Linked DNA regions of Homo sapiens: regions 1 and 3 are each linked to region 2. Evidence: chromatin loops called from intact Hi-C (ENCODE). Cell type or tissue: OCI-LY7. All regions are shown on one strand. Region 1 has its middle 46 kb from the start of SCGB1A1. Region 2 overlaps AHNAK (AHNAK nucleoprotein). Region 3 overlaps LOC102723765 (a long non-coding RNA gene).

What was found. Peaks named below come from ENCODE experiments on the same cell type or tissue, not always from the same donor. Only the 100,000 strongest peaks of a DNase experiment are listed, where the experiment ranks them.
Region 1: a loop joins it to region 2, with 8 times the contacts of the local background. A loop is called at or near these places in 2 of 110 quality-filtered maps.
Region 3: it touches region 2 in a loop (9-fold over the local background); 103 of 110 quality-filtered maps call a loop at or near these places.

The regions. Positions count from the first base shown.
Region 1 is chr11:62,463,707-62,466,206 of GRCh38, forward strand. It overlaps a transcript of AHNAK not described here. Among named protein-coding and RNA genes, the nearest start is that of SCGB1A1, 46 kb to the left of the region's middle. In OCI-LY7, a CTCF peak has its summit at 1,090; a DNase peak (open chromatin) is centred at 1,175.
Region 2 is chr11:62,541,941-62,544,440 of GRCh38, forward strand. The region is part of intron 1 of AHNAK (AHNAK nucleoprotein); the gene reads right to left. Among named protein-coding and RNA genes, the nearest start is that of AHNAK, 3.6 kb to the right of the region's middle. RefSeq lists an enhancer at 740-869. In OCI-LY7, CTCF peaks have their summits at 1,010 and 1,214; a DNase peak (open chromatin) is centred at 991; H3K27ac peaks cover 280 bases.
Region 3 is chr11:62,423,392-62,425,891 of GRCh38, forward strand. The region is part of intron 1 of LOC102723765 (a long non-coding RNA gene); the gene reads right to left. Among named protein-coding and RNA genes, the nearest start is that of SCGB1A1, 5.6 kb to the left of the region's middle. RefSeq lists enhancers at 1,221-1,310, 1,351-1,420. In OCI-LY7, a CTCF peak has its summit at 1,497 (motif pointing right); a DNase peak (open chromatin) is centred at 1,510.

The DNA.
Region 1 (2,500 bases), 78 kb before region 2:
TTTTGGTTGTTTTTTTGTTTGTTTGGTTGGTTGGTTGGTTTGTTTTGGGTTTTGTTTTTGTTTTTGTTTTTTTGGGAGACAGAGTCTTGCTCTATCCCCCAGGCTGGAGTGCAATGGTACGATCTCGGCTCACTGCAACCTCCGCCTCCCAGGTTCAAACAATTCTCCTGCCTCAGTCTCCCAAGTAGCTGGAATTACAGGCGCCCGCCACCACGCCCGGCTAATTTTTTTTTTTGTATTTTTAGTAGAGATGGGGCTTCACCATGTTGGCCAGGATGGTCTCAATCTCCTGATCTCGTGATCCGCCCGCCTCAGCCTCCCAAAGTGCTGGGATTACAGGCTTGAGCTACCGTGCCCGATGAGTTTTTTTTTTAATAGGATCTTCCTGTGTCATCATTGCAGCCTCAACCACCCTGGCCCAAGTGATCCTCTCTCCTCAGCCTCCCAAGTAGCAGAAACCACAGGAACGGGCCACCATACCCTGCTAATCTGCTAATCTGCTAATCTTTTTCTTTTTTGGGGGCGGGGCGGTGTAGAGACAGACTCTTACTATGTTGATCCGGCTGGTCTCAAACTCCTGGGCTAGAGTGAGCCTCCTGCCTCAGCCTCCCAAAGTGCTGGGGTTACAGGCAGGAGCCACCGCACCCAGCCTGAACTTGCTATTTTAAAATTGGATTTTCAGCTGGGCACCTGGCTCACGCCTGTAATCCCAGCACTTTGGGAGGCTGAAGCGGGTGGATCACCTGAGGTCAGGAGTTTGAGACCAGCCTGACCAACATGGCGAAATCCTGTCTCTACTAAAAATACAAAAATTAGCCGGGCGTGGTGCCACGCACCTGTAGTCCCAGCTACTCAGGAGGCTGAGGCAGGAGAATCACTTGAACCCAGGAGGCGGAGGTTGCAGTGAGTTGAGATCGTGCCACTGTACTCCAGTCTGGGCAACAGACCAAGATTCCGTCTCAAAAAAAAAAAAAATTAGCCAAGTATGGTGGCATGTACCTGTAGTCCCAGCTATTTGAGAGGCTGAGGTAGGTGGATCCCTTGAGCCCAGGAGGTCGAGGCTACAGTGAGCTGTGATGGTGCCACTGCACTCCAGCCTGGGCGACAGAGGGAGACCTTGACTCAAAAAAAGAAAAAGAAGTACACGCTTGGGTGATCTGGCAGCGTCAGGTTGCTGTAAAAGTTGCAGAACACCTGGTCTCAGTTTCTATAAGGTGTTTCCTTGTGGAGCAGTAACAAACAGCTCCTGGACAGACACAGTCGGGAACCCCTTTTGAAGAGCTTTCCTCTAGATCCCACATCCTCCTGGCTTTCCTCCTCTCACACTTGCTGTTCCTCCCGTTTCCTTTGCTGCATCCTCTTCCTTTTCCTTTTCCTAGATCCCAGATGTTGGAGAGCCCCAAGTCTCAGCCCTTGGTCCTCTCTGTTCTTACTCCATCCTCTCCCAGTTGGTGCCAAGCAGTCTCTTGGCTGTAAATATCACCTACACACTGATGGCCCTTGCGGTGGATAGAGTTCTGTCCCCCCCTCGAAAGATATGTTGAACTCCTAACCCCCAGTACCTGTGAATGGAATCTTATTTGGAAACACGGTCTTTGCAGATGTGATCAAATTTTACCGTGCGGTCGCTGGGCATGGTGGCTCACGCCTGTAATCCCAGCACTTTGGGAGGCCGAGGTGGGTGGATCATGAGGTCAGGAGTTTGAGACCAGCCTGACCAACATGGTGAAACCCCGTCTCTACTAAAAATACAAAAATTAGCTGGGCGTTGTGGCAGGCGCCTGTAATCCCAGCTACTCAGGAGGTTGAGGCAGGAGAATCACTTGAACCCAGGAGGCGGAGGTTGCAGTGAGCCAAGATCGTGCCATTGCACTCCAGCTTGGGTAACAGAGTGAGACTCCGTCTCAAAATAAATAAATAAATAAATAAAAATTAAAATTAAAATTAAAAAAATTTTACCATGAGGTCATATTGAATTAGAGTCAGCCCTGATCTAATGACTGGTGTCCTTATAAGAGGAAACACAGAGACACAGATAAAGGCAGCCACATGGAGATGGGGGCAGAAATTGGAGTTATGCTGCTCTAAGCCAAGAAACACCAAGGATTCTGAGCACCAGCAGCTAGAAAGAGGCAAAGGAGGATTCTTCCCTAGAACCTTTCAGAGGGAACATGACCCTGCTAGCACTGTAATTTTGGGCTTCTGTCCTCCAGAACTGGAAGACAATAGCCTCCAGAACAATAAGTGGCTGTTGTTCAAAGCCACTCAGTTTGTGATAATTATAGCAACCAAAAGAAACTAATACAACCCTCAATTTATATCTCTAGCCTGGGCCGGGTGTGGTGGCTCATACCTGTAATCCCAGCACTTTGGGAGGCCGAGGCGAGTGGATCACTCAAGGCCAGGAGTTCGAGATCAGCCTGGCCAACATGGCGAAATCCCGTCTCTACTAAAAATACAAAAATTAGCTAAGAATGGTGGCACACACCTGTAGTCCCAG
Region 2 (2,500 bases):
CTAACCGGAGCAGAAGTGCGCAGACATCTCAGAGTCTAAGCTGGCATTAACAACTTTTACAAACCCACCTAGCTGATTCTGGGCAGTGTGCAGGGAGGAGGGGCAGGTTAGGGAGGTGGAATTACCAGGAAGAATTAGATGAACATGTTGCAAAACACATGCAACTTGGGCACCTTCAAAGAAAGGCACACAAGCACACACACACACATACACACCATTAGTACACGGAGACCCTCAGCCCCATTCTCCACTCTACACAGCCCAGGGCAGCCTGCAGCCCCAGCCAGCCTTCACCGGCTCACAATAGACAGTTGTCCTGCAGGTCCCTATGCCTGTTTACCTGGCACCTGTGTCCCTTGAGCCTGCACCTCCCCTTGTGTGTGTGCACCTGCCTGGCCTCCTCCCTGCTCCCTGCCCTTAGGAGAGGGAGGCGCCAGCCCAGCCACAACTCCCACCAGGAGGAAGTTTTTCCATCCTTGTCATTCCAGCCCTCCCCTCCCCATCACCCCCTTCCCCTGGCCCCTCACATCATGCTGACTTCCAGGGCAGCCCTTACACCCCAACCTCAGCCAGCTGGTTGCTTTCTGACTCTGCTGTGACGCCTTTCTCCATCTCTCTCTACCCCAGCCACGCACAGCCCCATCCCATGCTACAGTGAGCTTGGAAGCCCTGAAGCTCCAAGCTCTCACTTCCAGCAGCGAGGGAGATTCCCTCTTCCCTCCCTGGCCAGGAGGGACTCTGCAATCCTTGTGAAAGGGGGCTGGGGACAGCCTATGATCCAGTGGGGAGTCCCCACACCTGGACACAGAAGCAGGGAAGAGTGGGCCTTTACCCAGAACCACTGGGATTAAGACACCAACTCTGAGGGTGGCGTCCTATAGGAGAGGGGGTGGAGCAGAACGCTTGGTCTTGCCCTGTGGGGTAGATTACAGTTTGGAAGCTGCCTGTCTGCCCCACCCAAGGCCGGGATCTGGGGAGGGCGCTGCTTGCTCTCCCCCCAGCGGTCGGACCACGCTACTGCAGGGGCGTGGGGCCAGGCCGCTCCGGCTCTGTCGCTGAAGAGCTACCCCCGAGCCCCGCCAGGACACGTAGCTGTAGACGGGATCAGCTCCAGGCACTTCCCCTTCCCCCAGAACCTCCGCTCCAGCCCCCGGGGGACCGGGCAGGATGCCCCTCCCTGACAGGCCGTGTGCAGTGCCTTGCTTAGCCTGCTCAGCTGGGGCCTGCACCCCCAAGGCTGTCCTCAACCTCCCAAAGGCTTCTGGACACAAACTGCGCGTGCGGACATGTCCAGGACCGAGAAACTCACTTCAGTCCTTACCTACAACCCCTACGGGCCCGCAGGAAACCTCCACCACCAGAGCAGAATGCCACTGCCATCCTCTGCCTCCAAGCCCGATGACAACGCAGGCAGAGGTGACACATCCAGGCACGCCACAAGGGGAAGACCTTCATTCACAACCAGTGGGATACTCTCTCACAGGCAATGACACACATCTCACTCAGAGACAAGCTGTGACATGGTGGTCACAAGGACCTAAAGCCACAGTGGGACGACACCTGCAATGCTATCAGTGACCTACCTAAGACTGCCAGCGACAGCTCAGCCACAGCCCTGGTGGGAACTGAGGCCAGCAGGGAGGAAAAGGGGCTTCATTCCTTCGGAATCCTCTTGTGGCCCACCCACGTGCCCCCCACACTCCCTCGGGCACACCCAGGAACGCTGGAAATTGCTCGTGCTCAGGAAGCCTTGGGAGTCCCACCGGATGGCCTGAGCCCAGGGAAATGCCAGCCTGGATGAATCGATGGGGGACGAAGAGAAGTCAGAAGGCCCTCCATCCCTGCCACTGCCACCGCCCAAGCAGCACATTCTAAATCCTCCCCAGCGGCCATCACCCTTCCTCAAACCTAAGCGTGCACAGCACGGTGCCAGCCCAGCTCCGGGGAGAGAAACTTTGGGGCCTCGGGAATGGTGGGGGAGAGAGCCACACTGTTCCCATAAGGAGTAGGACTAGCTCTCCCGGTCTGTCTCTCTGTCTGTCTCCAGGCAGTTCCCAAGTTCTAAAGAAGGTGGTGACCACACCCCAGAGCCCCACACACCCCTCCGCCCCCACGGCTTTGCCCCAACCCCTCAAACCAGCTCCTCAGGCTCAGGGTGACCGGCTCTGCCAGGACCCACCAGCCAATTCCAAGTCGAGCAAAAGAATCCAGCCTGGCAGCACCGCCACCTTTCCCCAGGACTTCCTGAGGGCTAAGATGACTCCGGGGACCCCCAGCCAACTCCGTACCCTGGGCTGACGCTGGACCTTCTCCCTCAACAGGTCCCTGTGTCCCACCCCTGGCCCTGGACCATGTCTGGCTGCCACAAGTCCTCAGCTCCGAGGGGTTGGCTCCTCAAGGAGTTCCCGGACCAGGACCCCTGAATCGCTGCTGTGGGCCTCCATATCAGCCCGCATGACTTATGTGGCTCCCCATGTGTCCCTGTTCTCTGACCAGTGTC
Region 3 (2,500 bases), 120 kb before region 2:
CAGACCATCTACTCAACATCACAGACTCTACTCAACATCACAGACTCCACTTGTCCAACAGAACCAGTGATCCTGCCCCAGTCTGTTCCTATCTCAGTGAGTTCTGGCTCCATCCTCCCCGCTGGGCTGCACCAGCCTGAGGAGCATCCGCGATCCTTCCTTCTCTAGCCAACCCAGGCTACCTCTAAAGGGCCTCTGGAATCCTTCACTCCAAGTCCACAGGCAACACCCCCATCCCTGCCTGTACAGCCCCCGGGGCCTCCTCTCTGGCTCCCAGCCAGACTCCAGGGCCCCCACAATCCCTTCTCCAACAACCCAAAGGAATTCTTCTCAAGTGCAAAGTCCCTCCCCATCCTTCAAAGCTTTCTAGGGCTCTTATTGTAAAATCCTAAATCCTGACGATAGATAGTGGCCCCTCACCAGTCTTTCCTGTGCTCCTCCTTCCCACGGCTCCTTCATTCTGCTCAGTCCCCACACACACCCCCACCTTCCCTGCCCTCAGTTTTTAAAAAGAGCCAAGCCCCTTTCAACCTTAAGACCTTTGTACCAGCCACACAGCCCTGGCTGCTCAAAAAGTGTGGCTGATGGCCAGGCACGGTGGCTCACGCCGGTAATCCCAGCACTTTGGGAGGCCAAGGCGGGAGGATCACCTGAGGTCAGGAGTTCGAGACCAGCCTGGCCAACATGGTGAAACCCCATCTCTACTAAATATACAAAAAATTAGCCAGGTATGGTGGTGCGTGCCTGTAATCCCAGCTACTCGGGTGGCTGAGGCAGGAGAATCACTTAACCTGGGAGGCAGAGGTTGCAGTGAGCTGAGATCGTGACACTGCACTCCAGCCTGGACAACAAGAGTGAAACTCCATCTCAAAAAAAAAAAAAATTGTGGCTGATTGGTTTTTAAAATTGCTCTAGAGCAAAATGTGCAAAGAATAGAACTCATCCTAAAGATGCATCCATGTGGATATAAAGACCCCCAAATCCCCGGCCAGTTTCATGGCAGCCAGCCCCCTGCTGGGCCACATTATCCACAGCACCTAAATAGAAGCGGAGGATTGGCTGGGCTTGGTGGCTCATGCCTGTAATTCCAGCACTTCGGGAGGCTGAGGTAGGAAGATGGCTTGGGCCCAGGAGTTCAAGACCAGCCTGGCAACATAGTGAGACTCCATCTCTACAAAAATAAAAATAAATTAGCCGAGTTTGGTAACGCATGCCTGTAGAGCTGGCTACTCTGGAGGCTGAGGCAGGAGGATCTCTTGAGTCCAGGAGTTCCAGGCTGCAGTGAGCTATGATCATGCCACTGCACTCCAGCCTGGGTGACAAAGGTGAGACCCTGTCTCAAAAGGAAAGAAAGAAAAAGGTGGAGGACTGCAGAGGGGCTGCAGGAATCGGAAGGGCGTCGGCAGAGGGCACGGAAGGAGGCGGCGGGTTAGAGACGGAGCTCTCCAGTTCGAGCCCCTCCATGGAGCAACGTGGTCCGGTGGGCCTTGTGCCCCGCGGCCACTAGGGGGCAGCATCGTCCACAGGGTCCTGGAGCGGACGCGCTGTCGGGGCTGAGGCACCCAGAGCTCCGGCTCTGAGGATCTGGTGTCATCCGTATAATTTTTTAAATCTCGGCCGTGCGCGGTGGCTGACTCCTGTAATCCCAGCACTTTGGGAGGCCGAGGCGGGTGGATCACCTGAGGTCGGGAGTTCGAGACCAGCCTGTCCAACATGGTGAAACCCCATCTCTACTAAAAATAAAAAATTAGCTGGGTGTGGTGGCGCGCACCTGTAGTCCCAGCTATTTGGGAAGCTGAGGCAGGAGAATCGCTTGAACCCAGGAGGCGGAGGTTGCAGTGAGCCGAGATCGAGATCGCGCCACTGCACTCCAGCCTGGGAGGTTGCAGTGAGCTGAGATTGTGCCATCGCACTCGAAAAAAAAATAATAATAAAAAATATATATATATAAAATAAAAATCTCATATTTTGAAAGTTTTAAAATCCGAATTCTGAGGGAAAACAGGGGCAGCCACACAAACCATGTTGCCACCCGGTTGAACCCTGCCAGGGAGTGATGTGTCAGCCTTTTTGGGATTAGCAATAATTCCATTCCCAGACGATTTCAAGGGCAAGGTTCATGGAATCTAGAACTTGAGATGGCCCCAAAGGTGGAGAAGACCATGCGGAGCTGGCGGGGCTGGCCTTTGACCTCCACCTGCCCGGTTTCTAAAGTCCCCAGGCAGAAACCACAACCCAATAACCCTTATTGATTGCTTAGGTGCTGGCAGGCGCTTTCGCAATCTTTTTTTTTTTTTTTTTTTTTGAGATGGAGTCTTGCTCTGTCTCCAGGCTGGAGTGCAGTGGCATGATCTCAGCTCACTGCAACCTCCAACTCCCTGATTCGAGCAATTCTCCTGCCTCAGCCTCCCGAGTAGATGGGATTACAGGCTCCTGCCATCATGCCTGGCTAATTTTTGTGTTTTAAGTAGAGACAGGGTTTCTCCATGTTGGCCAGGCT